Linked DNA regions of Homo sapiens: all the other regions are linked to region 1. A link is a loop called in an ENCODE intact Hi-C map of the cell type or tissue named here. Cell type or tissue: MCF 10A. All regions are shown on one strand.

The links. Hi-C counts contacts between places; a loop is a spot of excess contacts. Peaks named below come from ENCODE experiments on the same cell type or tissue, not always from the same donor. Only the 100,000 strongest peaks of a DNase experiment are listed, where the experiment ranks them.
Region 2: it touches region 1 in a loop (4-fold over the local background); 6 of 110 quality-filtered maps call a loop at or near these places.
Region 3: a loop joins it to region 1, with 11 times the contacts of the local background. A loop is called at or near these places in 12 of 110 quality-filtered maps.
Region 4: it touches region 1 in a loop (12-fold over the local background); 10 of 110 quality-filtered maps call a loop at or near these places.

Annotation. Positions count from the first base shown.
Region 1 is chr17:70,141,807-70,146,806 of GRCh38, reverse strand. The region is part of intron 3 of LOC105371882 (a long non-coding RNA gene); the gene reads left to right. Among named protein-coding and RNA genes, the nearest start is that of KCNJ2-AS1, 25 kb to the left of the region's middle. In MCF 10A, a CTCF peak has its summit at 2,386 (motif pointing right); no DNase peak of the experiment used is centred here.
Region 2 is chr17:70,550,564-70,555,563 of GRCh38, reverse strand. No RefSeq gene overlaps it. Among named protein-coding and RNA genes, the nearest start is that of KCNJ2, 380 kb to the right of the region's middle. In MCF 10A, a CTCF peak has its summit at 2,946 (motif pointing right); a DNase peak (open chromatin) is centred at 2,963.
Region 3 is chr17:69,721,843-69,726,842 of GRCh38, reverse strand. The region is part of intron 3 of LINC01483 (long intergenic non-protein coding RNA 1483); the gene reads right to left. Among named protein-coding and RNA genes, the nearest start is that of LINC01483, 130 kb to the right of the region's middle. In MCF 10A, a CTCF peak has its summit at 2,906; no DNase peak of the experiment used is centred here.
Region 4 is chr17:70,620,330-70,625,329 of GRCh38, reverse strand. No RefSeq gene overlaps it. Among named protein-coding and RNA genes, the nearest start is that of KCNJ2, 450 kb to the right of the region's middle. In MCF 10A, a CTCF peak has its summit at 2,705 (motif pointing right); a DNase peak (open chromatin) is centred at 2,759.

The sequences.
Region 1 (5,000 bases):
GCAGGAGGAAATATATTTGTTTCTTTAATTTCTGTCTCTCCCACTATGTATATATAAATATATATGTATATTTGTATTTTATATTATATATATTGTATATATATTATATATACAATATATATATATTTATATATATTCAAGACAGAGTCTCACTCTGTTGCCCTGGCTGGAGTGCAGTGGCGCTATCTCAGCTCATTGCAACCTCCGCCTCTCAGGTTCGAGCGATTCTCCTGCCTCAGCTTCCCGAGTAGCTGGGATTACAGGCGTGTACCACCAAGCCAAGCTAATTTTCTTTGTACTTTTTAGTAGAGATGGAGTTTCACCATGTTGGCCAGGCTGGTCTCAAACTCCTGCCTTCAGGTGATCTACCCACCTTGGCCTCCCAAAGTGCTGGGATTACAGGCGTGAGCCACCGCGCCTAGCCACTCTCTCACTGTATTTTAAGTTTCATGAGGGAAGTATCTTTTTTTCTATTTAGTTCATTATTACCTTCAAAATGTCTACACATGATCTGACACATGGTATATATGAATGCATGAATTAATGAATTTTATAAAAATCGAGTACTTGTTGAAAATTGTTATGTCACTGGCTGCATTAATTTAAGAGAGAAAGAAATATAAAAGGAAGGAAGACAAAGAAAGAAAAAAGGAAGAAAGGAATAAAGAAGGAAGGAAAGAAAGAAGAGAAAGAGAAAAGAAAAGACAGACTACTAAAAAAGGCATGATTTACATTGGGAATTATTATTCATTGCAATGAACTGTGTGTAAGGATAGAGAAGATATGAATTCCTGTATCAGATCTACTAAATAATTATATGATTATAAGAAAGACACCTTCTTCTTTTGAGCGATTCATTGATAAAGTGGTTAGAAGAGGTACATGGGAGATTCATTTTTAAAATTCTGTGAGCTACATCTGTCACTTATTATACGTATAAATAAGGCAGTATTAGAGCAACTTATGATGGTACAGATTGGAATACTAAAAATGTATATATTTCACAGACAACAAAAATAAAAATAAACACCATATATTGGCCATTTACTCTGTGCTAGATTTTGTCTTAAGGGCTTTTACAATATGTCATGTTTCATTTAATTGTGAGAACAATTTTACGAGGTAAGTACTTTAACCCCTATTTAACAAGCAACTGAGGCTTAGATGCCTGAGGAGTTTCTCTAAGGCCACACCATTAGTAATCCATGGGGCTAGGATTCAAATCTAGATTACCTGACCACCTAGATTTCAATCTAAATTAAATGAGAGAGTGAAACAGACACAGAAAGAGACAGAGAAAGAGAGACTAATATGTAGAGAGTAAGATAAGTAGAAAAAAATCAGAGAAAAGAGAGAAATAGATACATATAAGGTCAAGAAACAAAGAAAACGGAGACAAAGAGGCAGAGAGATGGATGGAGATACTTAAAACCAATACTAGTACGGCAGTATATCTGTGAGAATGCATTATCTTATATACTACTTCTTTCTCTCTCTCTCTCTCTCTCTCCCCCTCCTCCACCCCCATTCTACACACACACACCGCAACATACACCCACAGACACTACTTATAATGACAGAATTATTGAGACTTTCTTGTTTTTAATATTTTTATCTTTAATTAAAAAGAAAAACTACAGCCTTAATCAAATAAGCACTGATGGTATAAGATGGTGGCCATTAAATGTCTGAATTTGTTACAAAATATATTATTTAGTTTCTAGCAGACAGTACTTTATGGGAAGGTGGCTAATCCTACCTTTCTCAGTTCATCACATCTGGATACTGACATAAGCAGGATTTAGAAAACAGAAAAATCCTTTAAACAAATATCACGATTCTTTGAAATGCATATAAATTATGAGATTATAATATACATATTTATAAAGCAAATATTCACTCATGCCATTAAAATCATGTTTATTAAGCTATACCTATACATGCATTAGCGTGATTATTTTAACACAATATTGGTAATCGATACCTACATTTTGGCTGCCTTCCCTTGCAATAAATAGAGTGTTGAATTATTTATTAGATGCTCAACGGATGTCATCCAGAGTTTCATGTCTATATTTGTAGATTGAGAATGGCAGTCTAAAGAAACTACAATTTTATCTTCTAAATATGTAATCCATGTTGAGGTAGCTGGGGGAAATCTAGCACATGGAATCTATACTTAGAACAATGTTATTTGTTGCTTTTCAGTGCCTGCTATTTTCTGACTTGAATGGTGTCCATTATATTTTGTTTATCGGTATTATTGACACCGAGCATTCCAAGTTATTTTTCCAAATATCATTCCATAGCAGTCGGGGATAAATTAAAACTTAATGGATTTACTTCATGGAAAAAACATGTGTTCTCTTGTGACCACAAGGTGGCACAATAGTGACCAAAAATACTCAGCCTCCTAATAGAATTGCAATTACCAGAGGCATTTACATAATTGTTATTATTAATCTTGTTATCACTACAATTATGACATTTCATAATTAAATATCACCCCAACCTTTGGGGAAAAGGCGAAGTGCTTTTGTTTAGTTTTTGTCTTCTTTCTGCCTGCAACATCATTAATATTTTTTTTTCCTCCAATCTCCAGCCCCACCAGGACAAGCAGGTCCACAGAGCTATCATTTTATGTATTATTCAAAGGTTTAAAACAAACAGTAATAACTTAAATAATAAGTTACACTTTTGAAGAAGGATAAACACAAAGTTATATTGTTCAATGGATCTAATGTTGCTCTCCATTCAGTCTTAGTTATTTCATGACCATGCTAACATTTATTTATAATATAAGAATAAAAATACCATTCCAGAAACTTCGGCTTACACTACAGGTTCAAATTTGTCCATTGAAAGTTGCTGTTTTTCTGCATTTCATGCCAGGCACAATATTGGGAAAAGAACCCAGAATAGCCCAGTGTGCCCTGCATTTATTTCATGATGGCTTTGTATTGAGAACAGGCCATCTCTCATCATGTTCAGGAGACTGGGAGACCACTGATGCCTGGGAATCTAGGTGTTGCAATGATGGTGAGCTACACTCATTGGAAAGGTATACAAGAGAAACCACCTTTTCCCCAAGTTAAAATGAAATACAGGCTAGCCAGGTACAGTTTGCCATTCGTCAGACAAATCACCCACCTGAAGATGCACTTCTTTTTATTTTTTATTTATTTATTTATTTGAGACAGAGACTCTCACTGTCACCCAGGCTGGAGTGCTGTGGCGCCATCTCGGCTCACTGCAAGCTCTACCTCCCCGGTTCACCCCACTCTCCTGCCTCAGCCTCCCCAGTAGCTGGGACTACAGGCGCCCGCCACCATGCCTGGCTAATTTTTTGTATTTTTAGTAGAGACGGGGTTTCACCATGTTAGCCAGGATGGTCTCGATCTCCTGACCTCGTGATCTGCCCTCCTAGGCCTCCCAGAGTGCTGGGATTACAGGCGTGAGCCACTGCGCCCGGCCCTGATGCACTCCTTTATAATAACATGAAGGGTTAGTAGCATCCCATAAATGAGCATTTTCCCCCAACTTCCCTAGATTAAGAATTCTGGCATTTTACAAAATAACATGTATGATGATGCCTTTTATTAGTTTATGTCATGAGCGTAAGGTGTCCCCATTAGAATTTTAGTGTTCTACTATGGTTATTACATTTTTCATTATGCTACTTGCTTCCTGCCATTACAATTGTAAAAGCAATATTTTATCTTTTTTGAAATCAAATTTTGTGGTGTTTTTAAATGGCTTCAATTTTCCTGTTTAAAATAGACCCAATTTTAGAAAAGGGCAGTAATAGCAGAACTGAAAACTAAATTCAACAAATATAACTTTAACTGAATTGTCAAATTATTATCATGGGATGTATAAAATGTACATCACAGTGAGTTGTACATTAAAGAAAGATTTTTAAAATTGCACAAAGTATTGTAAAATTGGAACTTTCCAGCTGAATTCAGATGGTACAGTACTTATGAGAATAGAAAATACTGCACTAAAATACATATGTATCTAACCCTGTTCAGTCTGCTATAACAGAATGCCATAAACTGGATGGCTTATCAACAACAGAAATTTAATTCTTAGAGTTCTGGAGACTTGACAGTCCAAGATCAAGGCAGATTCATTGTCTGGTGAGAGTCTACTTTCTGGGTCAGAGGCAGCACCTTCTCACTGTGTTTCCACAGGGTAGAAGGGGTGAGCGGTCTCACACAGGCCTCTTCTAAAAGGGCACTAATTTTTCTTATGAGGCCTCCACCCCCATAAGCTAATCACCTTCCAAAGGCCACACCTCTGGATACCATGGCCTTGGGGGCTTAGGATTTCAACATGGGAATTTGGAGGGGACAGAAACATTTAGACCATAGCAATGTGGCAATGAAATAAAAGCATTGTAAGCCAACAACAAAAAAATCAGGGCTACAAGTAGAGCGAGGAAAAATCAGCACATTTTGTGGCTGTAAAGAACCGTAAAGTAATTTAAAGAACATCCATGTCATCAATGTTCAGAAATAGTGGACCAAGGAGGTTAACTCCCCCAAAACCCACAGCTCATTAATGGCAGCCCTGAGGTGGAAATCAATTTCCCTTGGGAGCAGGAGGAGACTATGATCTCATACATCAACCACATATCAAGATAAAAACATAAGACGTTTTTTAAAATTGTGATAATCAGTAGAGCATTACTATCCTACCGCTAATAATGCTTTTGCTTTCAAATTCCTCTGAAATACCTTGCTATTACTAATATATATGGAAGAAAACAGAGAATATTCATTTACTGAATAACTCCTATCTGCCAGATAGTTAGATGTGTGTCTGTCTATACATACATATATATACATGTATATAAGCATACATACACACATATATATATAGGTATGTTCATATATATGTGTTTGTGTGTAAAGGTATCCTAACATACTCTGCAATTAGCCCATACTATAGTTTGAATGTTTGTTCCTTGTAAAACTCATGTAGAAATTGAATTG
Region 2 (5,000 bases), 410 kb before region 1:
GCTTTCATATAGGAAAGCCAATTGTACACAGGAAAGTGAAGGGACTCCTAACAACACACAAAATCACATTCACTTAAATTTTTTTCTCTATTATAATTGGTTTTAGATTTCTACATTTTCAAACTGGAAAATGACAGGGTTTTCAGATCACATTTCAAAGTCATTTTAGGATATTAGGGTGTTTTTAACAAGGTTCCACTAACTGTATTTTACGGAACCATTCACCTCTATAGTGATAATTCAACTTAATACAGTTCCTGGGATTTGCATAATACAAACTTTCTTATTTAAATGTAGAAAAAAATGAAAATAGAAAATACAAACAAATTTAAAAAACAAAAAATGTTTTAAAGATACCTTTTATTTTGCTCTGAATCTAAATTTTCTCCAATTTAACAACATCCTCCAACCCACCCACCACTCTTCCCACCACCAAATCAAAATCACCGTATGATTTGTTAGAAAATGAATTTTCAGAAAAATCTAGGCACAAAATATAAGACCTTTTCAGATTTCTCCTCCTTTGATTTATTCGTAAATATTTGTTAAACATATATTATGCTGTTTGCATTGTATGAATGTATATTCTAGCTTTACATATCTAGCTAAATAAAGATCTTGCTATAAATAAGGGGTTGTCAGAAGCTTTATGGAAAATGTTTATTTTGCAAAATCTACGTATAGATTTCAAAAAAAATTTTGCACCAAATAAACTTGTACCAATTTGTTACAATATGACTGAACAGGATCTAATTAGAGGCACTAAGAATTACAAAACATGAGTTTGAAATGATTCCCTATCAAAGCAATATGAATTCTTCCAAAATTGAAGCAAGAACAAACATCAAATTTATGGTAAAGCTTGGGCGAAAGAATGGCAAAATCATTGTCACTTTATGAAAAGTTTATGGAAACAATGTCCCAAATAAATCAGTAATTTATAAATGAGTAACTCACTTTAAATTGTCAATGAGATGATGTTGAAATGAGCCCAAAGGAGCAGACCATCGACATCAGTTTGCAAGAAAAAAATTAATTTTGTTTATGCCTTAATTGAAGAGAACCACCAATTAATAGCAGAACCAACAGCCAACACAATAGATATTTCAATTCGTTTAGTTTACACGGCTTTTTTCTTGCTTTTCTTTTTTTTTCTTTGAGACGGAGTTTCGCTCTTGTCGCCCAGGCTGGAGTGCAACCTCAGCTCACTGCAACTTCTGCCTCCCCAGTTCAAGTGCTTCTCCTGCCTCAGACTCCCGAGTAGCTGGGATTACAGGCACCCACCACCACATCCACCCTGATAATTTTTTGTATTTTTAGTAGAGATGGGGTTTGGCCATGTTGGGCAGGCTGGTCTCGAACTCCTGACCTCAGGTAAGCCACCTGCCTAGGCCTCCCAAAGTGCTGGGATTACAGGCGTGAGCCACACAATTTTGACTGAAAAATTAAAGGTGAGTAAACTTTCCCCTTGATAGGTGCAAAAACTGTTGTGCACAAATCAGCTGCAGACAAGAACAGAGCTTTCAATGAAAATTTTAAACAAATAGAATCAAGATCCTGAAGTATTCTTCAAAGAATTGTAACAGGAGAGGAAACATGGCTTTATTAGTGTGTCCTGCTGTCAAAGCACAATCAAAATAATGGCTCCCAAGAAATAGAAGTGGTCCAGTCATAGCCAAAGTAGACCAGCCAAGAGCAAAGATCATGACAACAGTTTTTTGAGATGCTTGAGGCATTTTGTTTGTTGATTTGCTGGAGGGCCAAAGAATAATAACATCTGCTTATGATAAGAGTGTTATGAGAAAGCCAAAGCTTTAGCAGAAAAACACACAGGAAAGCTTCACCAAAGAGTGCTTCTCCACCAGGACAATGCTCCTGCTCATCCCTCTAATAAACAAAGACAATTTTATGAGAGTTTTAATGGGAAATCATTAAGTATCCATGTTACAGTCCTAATCTGGATCCTTCTGACTTCTTTTTGTTTTCTGATCCTAAAACAAAAAATTTTAAGGTACCTATTTTTCTTCAGCTAATATGGAAAAAACACTGCATTGACATGGTTAAATTCCAAGGACCATCGGTTTTTTATAGGTGGACTAAATGGCAGGTATCATCACTTACAAAAGTGTCCTGAACTTGAGGAAGCTTATGTTGACAAAGCTTGTATTTTTAATTTTTATCTTTAATTCAATTTTTCTCTGAAATTTTTATCTAAGTCCTCTTGCATATGTCATACACATATATCTATAAGACTTAATCAGAACTCTAATTTTATGGAATCTAGGTCCTTAAAATCTGTTGCTTAAGGAACATCTAATCTTCATTGAAGTGCCCTTTTGTTCCTGGATTCCTGTTCTTTGTTAACAGTGTCAGTCACAACTATTTACACTTGATATAATTTAATGACAGTTTGCCATGAGAATGGCCAGGCTGTCTTTCTGTCTCCCAGACACAACAAAGAGGGAAACAGACAAGTTTGTTAGATCCTGGCCAGGCATCATTCAATGTATTACTGTGTGATCACCCTTTTAAAGTAATTGTGTGGTTTGAAGTTTCTTTTAGAAATTCCCCTTTGAGTGGCAAAAGGCTTTTCTATCAAAATACCAAGAAGGAGCAGGACCTCAGAGCCATCCCAAGTGGAGTCACTATCTTCCAAATCTCGGAAGTATTCTGACGACAGAGGCATAATGGAAAAGTTCCTGAAAAGTGATGGAGAAAAACCGGGAGAAAGCTGACTTCTCAAGCATTTGCAAAACTGATTAAATAAGGCTTTTTTTTTCTTTCTGATTCAGGGGCTGACACCTTTAACTAACGATAAGGGCATCTTGAATACAGCTCTGACAAATGACACTTAAGATCCCTGTTATTCCTGTAATTGGCATTCTATGATTTCTTCAACCTGTTTTCTTTAGTACGATTTTTAAAAAATGTAACCACCAGAGGGCGTAGGATATTACATTTCAAAGGGCTTAAATTTGTGTTTCAGCCACTAACTCCATCTCCCTAAGCACGCTTGAAAGGGGGAACCCTCTGCTATGCAATGGAGAGGGTTCTTCTTGCCCAGCCCTTCCATGCCAAACACAAGTCCTTCACCAAATCCGCTACCTCTTTAAAGATTCCATCAGCAACATCATGTCTGCTGTTTGCCAAAGAGGTTTTCTTACCAAATAGACTGAACTTTTTTTTTTTTTTTTTTTTACCTTCTACTTTCATTAAATTAAGCTATCCCTTATTCCTTGATTTGGGTCACCTAAAGTTCAAGGCAATAGTGAATTACTTCAGAGCTCTTTGGTTTGTATGCTTACACCAACAAGACATTCCTCTACCTAAAACTCAGGGAAAGCATTTGTAAAGCCATTTTGCCAGGTGCTCACTAACCACATTTCCCTGTTGCTTTATGAACATTCTCACCCAGCTCCTGTGTGTGTGCACGTGTGTATACAGCTTTACATTGGCTCATCACTTCTCTGTTAACCCTTCAGACTTAGTGCCCCAGGTCAAACTTAACAGCCTACATTTTGACAGATTTGAAAATTCTTATTTGCGTCGCTACATCACTCAAAAGTGACTCTCAACTCTTAGTTTCATATAATCTCCTCCAGAGCGTTGAATGCCTGTGTCTAGCAGACCTATGCCTTACTGAATTCATGTACCCTTACTAGGCAATGGGCTCTTTAAAAAGCTCAAATATGGCATGCAAGGTGGTGCTGCTGGTCTATGTTACTTTAAAACCTTTAAGTAATAATGCTTTGGTAAAGTGTCATAGGCAACTGTTTTGGGGCAAAGAAGAGCTTGAGTGACTTGACAGGCTTCTTCCTGTCTTATTTTGAAGGTACTCCTCCTTTAAATCATATTTACTATGTTACATTATTATGACGTTATCCAGGTTACGGTGGACATCATCCCTGTGTCTGCTGTCGGCATCAAGACCCACTACTCCCATTCTCCCTTGTAAGGAATGATGGCTTCTGCCTCTAATACCTTCTACTTCTCAGCACATCAATGCTCTGGAGGAGGACGGTACATTGATGATCCATGGGTTGCTGCTCCATGACACCTTATGGAGCAGTTGTGTCCAAATTCAGGGTACATTAGAATCATTTAGAGTACTTTTAAATATGTAGACAGCTGAGCCTAATTCAGTAATCCTGGGGAAGAGTTAAGGGCTCTGTATTTTCAACAGGCATACAAAAATTGTTATGACGTACTGTGGGAGACACTTTCTACTATTGTTATAATATCTATACCTGGTAACAGAGGCTCAATTAATAGGTTAAGAGCAGGGAGACATCAAGAACTTAAGGAAAATAGGCCCTGTCACTCTACTTTCAGAGGATGAATCATGACTGGCCTAAACCAGGGTACCATTTAGGGTAAGGGTAGCTACTATAACAGATGGACCCCTAAAATCTCCTTGAATTAACAAAATAAAAATTTCACTTACTCTTCACACAGCAACAAAAGCGGGTACTTGTCAGGTAATGCTCATGAACATCTTATGGCTCTCCACCTTCTCCCCTGGCCTCAGCTTTCTTCCAGCTTCCATACACACACACACACACACACTCACACACAGTGAGATACAGAGAGAGAGGGAACAAGGAAAAAGGGGACACCCACTCATTCACTGCTTCAGCCTGGAGAACCCAATAACTACCATGCATATTCTATTGGCAGCACCTAGTCACATGGCTCTACCTAGATTCAAGAAAGGCTTGGAGAGGGAGGAGCCAAGATGGCCGAATAGGAACAGCTCTGGTCTACAGCTCCCAGCGTGAGCGACGCAGAAGACGGGTGATTTCTGCATTTCCATCTGAGGTACCGGGTTCATCTCACTAGGGAGTGCCAGACAGTGGGCGCAGGCCAGTGTGTGCGCGCACCGTGCGCGAGCCGAAGCAGGGCGAGGCATTGCCTCACTCGGGAAGCTCAAGGGGTCAGGGAGTTCCCTTTCCGAGTCAAAGAAAGGGGTGACGGACGCACCTGGAAAATCGGGTCACTCC
Region 3 (5,000 bases), 420 kb after region 1:
TGGACCTTTCTCAGAGGAATGTTTGGATGAGACTTCAGTGCCAAGCTGACATCTTGATTATAGCCTTGTATAATCAGAAAACTCTAAAACAAAGAACCTAATAATCCCTGCCCAGATTCCCAACTCATAGAAAAAAAATGAGATAATAAACTTATATTGTGTTAAGCTACTAAATGTATGATAATTTGTTACAAAGTCATATATAAAAAATACATGCTCTATTCCCCTCCACAGACTAGCTCCCTTGATAGGATTTTAGTTTTTATGAATATGCATAATGTGATTTGCCCCAGACCTTGTCAAGGATTGCCTCAGCTCCACTATTGCTTCTCGTAAGCAACCTAACTGATCTCTGGGTCTCAGGTCCTAGTACCTAGGAGCATCAGCTAGCCCAACTAGGATCACACCCATTCACCATGGCAGATGAGCACCTGCAGCTAACAGATCTGCCTTCCCATCAGTCATCAAGACTGTAATTGAAGGCAGATATTTTATAAAAGGGAGAGTGGCCTGAAGGCCCTGACCAGTGTCTTCAGCACGTTATACTGGCCCTCTCTCTGTTTTCTTTTGAAATGAAGTTGAGGGTCAGATTATTGTAAAAGTTGTCCTGAGACTTCAGAATTCTTCCATATAGATGGAAGAAATAGTATAAATAATAGTAATTATCTAAGCTTTGCAACTCAATAAATAAATTTTTAAAACTAAAACTATATAAACAATATATACAGTATTTAATCTAGCAACTAAAACCCAACATCTCTGACATTTGCAGATTATGGTGGCCTTCACAGGTGCCTGAAACTAAATTTGCATCCAAACTAAGTTTTCATATTGGAAAAACACTAAATAGTGAAATATTCCCAGTGCGAGCAGTTCAATTTCAGTTAGAATAATTATTTGTAACATTTATCAAAACCTTATTTTGCTAAACATAAATACTGAAAAACCATCCAATAAACCTCTGTATAATTATTTTTTCTTTGGTATGTATTTTCATTAGCTGCCTGAATTTTTTTGAAACAAGGTTATATTTATAAAATAAAGGGAGAAAAGTTATTCTCTTTCTCTAAAGTCTTGTTATTGGGCCATCAACAAAGGATCAAGAAGATATTTTGGAATTCTAGCCAGTGGAGCAGCAGAATTGAAATGCTTGGGACCTTTGGCTTGCCTAAATGTCTTCTAAGCTACTCGTGAGTAGAAATCAGCTGCATATATTAGCAAGTGAGATAAGTTTTTCTTAAATCAGGAGGTAAATTGTTAAATTCTTTGGTGTTTCCAAACATGGAGCAGACTTCTATCTCTTCTCCAAAAAAGTTGCATAATTAATAAAATTCATATCATTGAACCAATTCTTTGCTCTCTTTGCTTGCAAAAGTCAAAGTTTATTTTCCTACTCTCCCTTTGAAGAAAGACGCTTGTGATAGATGGTGGATGACAGTCCAGGAATCCGACCAAAATGACAGTACACGCCCTATAAGCAGCTGTGGGTTGGCTATGATTCTGTTTTTTGTGCACATGTAGTACAATGCAGCCAATGGAAAGAAATAGTCACATTTGATCATGCCACTAATCCAGAAGGCATTTGCTTTGGGTGTCAAAGACACACAAGATGCAGTCAGTAGAGGTCACTCCAGCTTACAGAAATGGGAAGACAGGTAGGACAACTTTGATAAACTAGTTTAAAACTTCTCTGCATATATGTCTAATTCAACTGTATCTAATTTTAACCATTTAAAAATTGTGGTACATAAAGGTGGGCCATGGAGAGAAGGCATGGGAGGGTGGCTTAGTTGATGTAGAGCATGTACGTGCAGATGGGGAAGAGAATCAGGTCGGACTCCATATAAGGAGGTATGCAAGAGTCACCACCGTGCCCACCTTCTGTGTTCCAGTGGCTTGGCTTGCCCGACTGCTCTGGGTACACCAGCATCCTCGCTTGGTCTGCACGAAGCCCCACAAGGGGTAGTCACTTACAAGTGGTGGCAGGGTTGGGATGGAAGACAGCTGTGTTTGCTTTTTCCTTCCCACAATGAGTAGTCTCTTACAGTCTGGAGAAGAGATGGAACCTCAAATCTGAAGGTCACCACCTATGATCTCATTATTGGTAATTTACCTAAAATCACATAATTCAGTGGTGTGATACACCCATACCCATGATCTTGAACCTTTTGTAGATTTATATCTACAATATTCAGCTGAATCCCAGGTTTTGTTGTTGGTTTTGTTTTTCCTTTTTTCTCCCCTAAAGAACTGATGTAACATAAAAAAGGTATTTTTTAGCCAGTGGCTCGAACTAGTTGAGAAAAGATGAAACAGTATCTTATTATATTTGTAAAATGGTGAATGTAGTGCAAGCTCAGCATATTTGGGGTCCTTTGTTGAAAAAGGCATGTGCCCTGGCCCCATATCAGAGGAGTCTGATTCAGTCCATCTGGGCCTGAAGCCCAGAAATCTGTATGTAATACAGTGCCCTCAGGTGATTCTGATGCAGCCAGTCCAGGGACCCATATTATAGAATTAGCATTTAGAGCCCTCCACCACTCCCACACCATTAGATTATTACAGAAATATAATATTCTGGGCTTTTGAAAGCCTGTTGTTTGGGAGAGTTCCCCTGTTCATTATTTCCTGATTCTACCAAGTCAGAGAAGGCAATCTATAGCCCCTGGCAACATTGTTGACATCTATCCTTCCTCCCTATTCCCTTCCCTCTTTTACTTTCCATTTCTTCTATTTTTGTTCCCTTCTCAAACTCTTTCTTGTTTTTTATTCTTTTATTTCTAATATATTTCCCATGCTTCAGCCATGGGACCATATGGGTTTTTCTGATATAGCTGCCTAGTCAAAGAGTGAGCTGGCCTAGAGTGTTGGTGCCCTAGAGTGTTGCTCTAGAGTGCTGCACTCTGCTGCCCTAGAGTGTTGGTGTAAGGAAATGCATTCTCAGGAGTAGAGGGATGTATGGTCCCAAAAAGCTATTGTGAGGATCTGGCATAAACTTCAGTGGCTGCCATTGCATTGTCCAGTGTGTCACTCTCTCACTGGGATTCAATGAGAAGTCAGGAAATTATTCAAACTGATGACCCACACAGTTATAGTGCCAGGAGTCTCATCAGAGTTTCTCCATAGCAAAGGTGTCCAGGACAAAAATTCAGCCTAAAATCGGTCCAGCTTTCATCAAAGGCAGAGTTCCAGAGCAGGTAATCACTGGGAGGCAGCCTAATATCTGTTGAAGGTTGTGGACAATTGGATTATAAGGGCCAAGTCCGGCTAAGATCACACTAGCAAACTGAGCCAGCCACATTCAAGGGGATGAGAGAAAAGGATGGAAGACTGCCAGTTGAACCCTGCTGTGTGTCAGGTGCCATAGGATACATTTGCATAGGTAACGCCCCATGTGATCCTCATGAGGGACCTGTGAGGGTGAGTGGTTTTGTCCTGTTTCCCAAATGAGGGACATGAGACTCAGAAAGTAAGTATAATTCACCCAGGGTGACACATTTACTAAGTGGAGTGGACTAGCTCCAAATTCAGAGCTCTTTTTATTCCATGACACTCTCCCTCCAATATCTCAAAGGTTCTGGGCTTCGGATTACCATCAAGTATTAAAAGAGAGATGGCGGGGGGATGGGGGGAGTTGCCTTGTTCAAATTCACTCCTCTGTGAGGATATTTTGGATTCTTCTCACATCACAAAATTATGGAGCTAGAAAGGATCCTAGTGGTAATTTAGCTATAATCCTCATATTTCAGATGAAGAAACAGAGACCCAAAAAAGACAAAGTGCTTTGCCCAAAGTCACATGGTTACTGATAGATCTGAATTAAACCCAACTCTTCTAATGTGCACTTCAGTATTTTTCTTCTTGTTGCAGCGTTTTCCAAAAGACTATCATACACATTTTGAAAATACATCAGAAATTAAAATGTGGCCATGTAAACTTTTCCCCAAGTTTCTATCCTAGTCCCAGCATGAAACTTGCTTAGCATCTTTTGAAATACATGCTCTTAAAATCCCATTATGTGAAGCTGTGTGACTCTGTCTCTAGGTCTCTGTTCCAGTTGGAACTATCTAGAATTGCTATAAATTCTATTACTCGTTTTAAGGATCTTGCCACATAGATGCTCCCTGCCAAAGCTTGACCTCCCAAATTAACAAGACATTAGTCATAGAGATCTCTAACTTTAGGGAAGTCCTATGCCCCTTTTATGTGAATGTCGCTGGCATCAATAAAATGGGAAGCTTACATAGTGGTACCTGCCCTCTCTAACTCTCAAATCCCAAGACAAAAGATGAGAGAGGGAGGACTTAATGATCTTCTGCCACTTACTCTTCCTCACTCAGTCCTTAATCCCTGCAGGGAGTCAGCCTTGAGATAGATAGATAGATAGATAGATAGATAGATAGATAGATAGATAGATAGATAGATAGATAGACAGACAGACAGACAGATAGATAGATAGATTTATATATGTTTGTGTGAAGTATATACCAGGCAACTCCTAAAGTTAATCTTCTCTTGCTCCTTTCCTATACCTTATTAGCAGAAGGGGTTGGGAGGCTGAGTATATTAGATGTTAAAATCCCTGCAGGGAGTCAGCCTTGAGATAGATAGACAGATAGATAGATAGATAGATAGATAGATAGATAGATAGATAGATAGATTTATATATGTTTGTGTGAAGTATATACCAGGCAACTCCTAAAGTTAATCTTCTCTTGCTCCTTTTCTATATCTTATTAGCAGAAGGGGTTGGGAGGCTGAGTATATTAGATGTTAAAATCCATGGGATTTAAGTATAACTCTTGCATGAAAATGATAGCTTTAGCATCTGTCTTTTAGCCCAGTATGTGCATTTCTCCTTCCCACTTGTTCTAACTTGTAATGACTAACTTGATGCATATATTTCTTAGTAGTTGATGGACTCCACCAATACAGAGACCAACCTGTCTGATGTTTTAAGAGACAGCGTTTTGCTCTGTCACCCAGGCTGGGGTGCAGGT
Region 4 (5,000 bases), 480 kb before region 1:
CCCAATGCAGACTTTTGTTGCAGAGTGAACTGGACTGGAGCTATTGAAGTCCTGCTCAAAAGGACTATCAGGATGAGGAAAATGGGACTCCAATATATGAGAGGTGATATGTGCTATAAAGTGAGCCTCCCAAGGGCCAGGCTTTCAGAAGGCAAATGTCTGAAGAGGAGGCAGGGCACACACCTAGAATTTGAGTTGGAGGGCCCAAGTTGAATCTCCTCCAGTGAACCCAGGAAAGCACCCATGTTAGACATTGTTCATGCATCATATCAGATCCACTAAACCCCTTTGTTCTCTGATTTTGGCCACAGCTTCAGTGATGGGCCTGTGCATGGACCCCAAATGGCTTCCTGCAGGTGCATCTTGGCACCACCATACATCAAGCCCATCCAGCATTCCTGTGGCCCATCCCTGGGCTTTTCTGTGACATGGCAGAAAATTTTGTGATCACTCTTTTTCATCCTGGAACTCTAAGAGGGCTAATGTCTCATGGGATGAACTCTGGATAAATATGCATAGAAACCAGCAAGCAAAACTTCTCCTTCCTCTGCTGAAGGCCTGATCCTAAAGCTCATGCCACTCAGCTTTCCAGAAGATCCCATAGGAGTGAACATCCAGATATCCTGACATTGACCATCTTGAAACATCCTTATTTTGAACCTGCCTTGTTTCACTACCCCTGTCCCTCACTTTCAGGGTTACAGTTCCCAATAAATTATGCAGGTTCTGCATTGTGAGAACCCAGGTTAAAACAGAATCCTTGAGATTAAGAGAAGTCTGAGTTGGCACAAAACTCACCCCAATAAGAAATTTCTCATCCCCACTCCCATATTTCATGCTCCACACCCCACTTTCTAAGTACTAACCACTCCCATTCAAACTAATAACTGGAGGAAGACTCAAGCAGGAAAGAGGAAGTGCTGTGTCACTGTTGGCAATGGTGTGGCCAATTTCAACAGCCCAGCTAGGGAAGGGAAGAAAATTTAACATTAAGTCAATCCAGACATGTGAATGTTACAGATACCTGCACACTTCAGCTTCCAAGTTGAATCTGAGTTGTCATCTAAAGTAATGGGAGAAACTGTTCAATACCTCCAAGCAGGTAGAAACTCAAGGGCCCGCCCAACTCTCCATCTAGAGTCATGGGAAAGCGACGCCGCTGAATAGATTTTGAAAGGGAGGTTGGGAACGGAACTCAAGTTCCGTGTGTTTATAACTCATTGATCTTGCTTTCTCAACACATAAGTTACTTGACATTGGATGAGTTACTTGCTTTCTTAAGGTTTTAAGTATCCAGCTTTAAAAATGCATTAAACACACCTTGCCTCATTAGAATTGTAATGAATAAGATCATTTAGGTAAGCACGGCAAAGCACCATGAGCATTCGATCACTGTTAGCATCCTTCCCTCCCAAACATTTGCATTCCATTATTCATTGATCTAATAGTAACACTGAAGAATTGTTAGAAAGGTCAGTTTATTAGCTAAAAAAAAAAGTAAATAGAAGTTAATGCTTAGAAATGAGCTGAAGTTGAAAGGCATTTATCTCTGGTTATTAGGCAAATCACTTAATATTTCTCATGTCCAGTTTTGTGGGCTGGCAACCTGTGCTCAGTCCTCAGAAGGGCCCTGTGTCTAGTTTAATGCTCTCATGTTACTGTCTTGAAATTCTTGATAATTTAATCCTTCAACTTGTGTTCTGTAAGTAAAGTCTAATGGGACAATGGTGCCTATGTGTGAGCAGAGGAGATATGCACACTTTGAATGTTCCCTGTAGTTCCGTACTTCCCCATTGTCTTATAGCATTTGCAATGCTGCATGACACAAAATTCTAGTAGACTCACAATGCCTGAGGGTCTAGAAAGACTCAAGAGTACAGGTAAGCATGTACCATTCCCAAGGGAGTGAGCAGGGACTCTGACATCCCTAGAGTCCACATATTCCATTCAAACCTGAAGTTGCTTTCCGGTGGAGAAATAAGACAATGGCCTTCTGGGAAACATAGAGGAACAAGGAACCTATGATAGCCATTCTAACTCCTGTTACTTCCCTCCATGTGCCAGCCAGCCACTTAGGCTGGAAATGAAGACAACATTGGAATATAGGAGTAGCCATGGTCTCTTTACCTTTAAGTCCTTCTTTATTCACTAGTAAACTGAAGATAGAGAGGGTTGATGGGATGTATATGTTTCCGGAAGTAAAATACAAACAGAAGAGGTGGTTTTCTGCAGTGTTTTCACTCTTCTGATAAGAAGGAAATGGGTAGGCGTGTACGACCTACAAAATAGGAAGTGGATAGCATCAGTGACTCCGTGTAACCAACAAAATGCATTTACATTCATATTAAAAGCTGACATTTCACGACATAAAGATGAAAAGGGAAATTAATGCTAATAATTACATTTTAAAATTGTCTTTGCTTAGAATTACACTAAATCAATAACATGGAGCAAATAAAGACACCATGACTATTTCAGAGAATTCATGGAGAGAGAAAAAAGTTTCTGTTAGTACTTTTAATAACATCTTTTTCTGCTTTCTGAAACAGAGGTCCTTATTTTTGTTCTCTACTGGACCCCTGGTGTTTGTTCTCTTATGTATAAAATGAAGTATTTGTACAAGAATGCCTCTTAGGGTCCCCCATTCTATGCGGGGTTTCCACTAGAAAAATTGGCTTCCCCTCTGAATGACCACAACCCGCCGAAAGAAAGCAGCCCCTCTGTTGAGATGGCCAACAGATGGCGCCTTTGTGCTGAGAAAAAGGTACCCCTTCTTCGGGAAGTAGTAGCCTGACTCCTGGGTGCACAGTTTGGTTAGGGGAGCCCAAACTGCATTTTAAGCTTCCATTTGCTTCGTTGGCTGAGTGCCTTTATGCACAGCAAACTGCACAGCATTACATGGCAGTTTGGGTTCCATCCGTTCAAATATTTTCCTCTTACTATTGGCAACTTTGACTTTACCTCTTTAATTTCTACCCCTATTTTATGAATCACGGTTCAAAGAATGGCTGCTATAAACATGTGTTTTGTTTCCGTGCTAAAGAGAGAACAGAGCCAGGTTGAAACGATGCTTCTTGCATTGTCATCTGAGTTTTGGCAATTCTAGCTAGTCCTAGCTAGTCCAAGGGGTAGCTGGATGAAATGTTATTAACTTTTGGGGAAATAGTAGGAATTATATGAAAACATAACCCAGTTGACCTTTATTCTTTGCTGTGGGTGTTCTTTTTTGTTGTTTAGTTCAAAATAAAAATAAAAAAAATACTTCTTTGGAAGTATGTTTGAAACAGAAGGACTCTTTCGATGATAGCAGTTAAATATGTATCAGTGCCTTTCAAGTGGAAGATGAGAAAAAACACTGGGTCTCTTGATTTCATTAAAAATTCACTACGTTCGCTTTCAGGGCAGGTTTGTTGACTAATTAGATGCTCTCGACTCTAAACTATTACCTTCTGCCCTGGTATCTTGCTCTCCCCAGGGAAGTTTAATTTAAGTATATTGCTGGTCTTTGCTTTCCTCCCACACTGTTGTGAAGTGTTGCTATGAGGCAGCTGAACAGCTGCTGTGCCTTTCCCCAGAAGTGGCAGCATTCCAATAGTGGGCAAAGTGAGTTATGTAAAGACAGTTTTTCAGGGTTTCCTAGGAAACTAGTGATGGTGGTCCAGTTTGGATTTGACATGGAAACAAGAAGATTAAGTCTAACTTTGGAGGGGCCGGGGGTGGTGAGGGGCAGAACGCTCTGGAGGCTACTTCCACACTAGTTTGCTGCATTTTTATTTTGAAAGTATATAAGAAATTTGGCTTAGGAGGGCTGCGATAGTCTAAACAATAAAACAGCAGCCCTAGACTGAAGTTCATGACCTCACCCACGTCTTCACAGTGACCTAAACTGACTTAGTCCATTAGAAATGAGGGAGAAATTAAATCCGGCAGGTGTCCCCCACTGAATTAATAAAACCAAGCAAAATAGAGGTTCTAGCTACCATTTGATTATTCAAATATGTAAAATGCCAAACTGGGCTAATTCAGCCCTAATCTTCTTGTAATGAACTCATTCCATTTAACTACAATATAGAGAGAACTAACTTTGTACTTAGTACTGTGTTAGATTTTGAGAGAACAGAGAGATTATAATGAGAATATACCTTGTTAGAGCCCAAAGATTAGTGAAAGAAATAAGAGAAACTGAAACCATACTCTAATATAGTAAACAGCTCAGGAACATATGGGAACCAATCAGGAACTCTTTCTAATGAGGTTTCCCTGATTCTCACTGGATATTTCTGACACGTCGACTATAGCATGACACTTGTTGAATGCTGGAGAAGGCCAGCGCGGTGACTCATGCCTGTAATCCCAACACTTTGGGAGGCCAAGGGGGCAGATCACGAGGTCAGGAGATCGAGACCATCCTGGCTATCACGGTGAAACCCCATCTCTACTAAAAATACAAAATATTAGCTGGATGTGGTGGCGCATGCCTGTAGTCCCAGCTACTCGGGAGGCTGAGGCAGGAGAATCGCTTGAACCCTGGAGGTGGAGGTTGCAGTGAGCCGAGATTGTGCCACTGCACTCCAGCCTGGGCGACAGAGCGAGACTCCATCTCAAAAAAAAAGAAAAAGGCCGGAGAAAAGTCATTTAGAGTTGGTTCTAAAAATAACTATCTACATGATACCAAACAAAAAAAAAATGTCAAACAACCAGTTGCTTTGTTACATTATGCCCAATAATTCATGGTCCAAAATATATTTTGCTGAAGTGGCTCACCACAGATGGAATGGACTGTAAGTTTTGGAAGCACAAACATAACTAATAAGGCAGTCATGACTCTTTAAGAACCTTCTGTCTGAAGAAATGAACACTACCTAGAAACACTGCTGATAAAAAAGAAGGTTCAAAGAACTTCAGAAATGCACAAATATTAAATTTTTACAAAGTTATACGAATTTACAATTTATTGTCATTATCAATATTATATTCCAATTTGCTTCAGAGCACTTCTT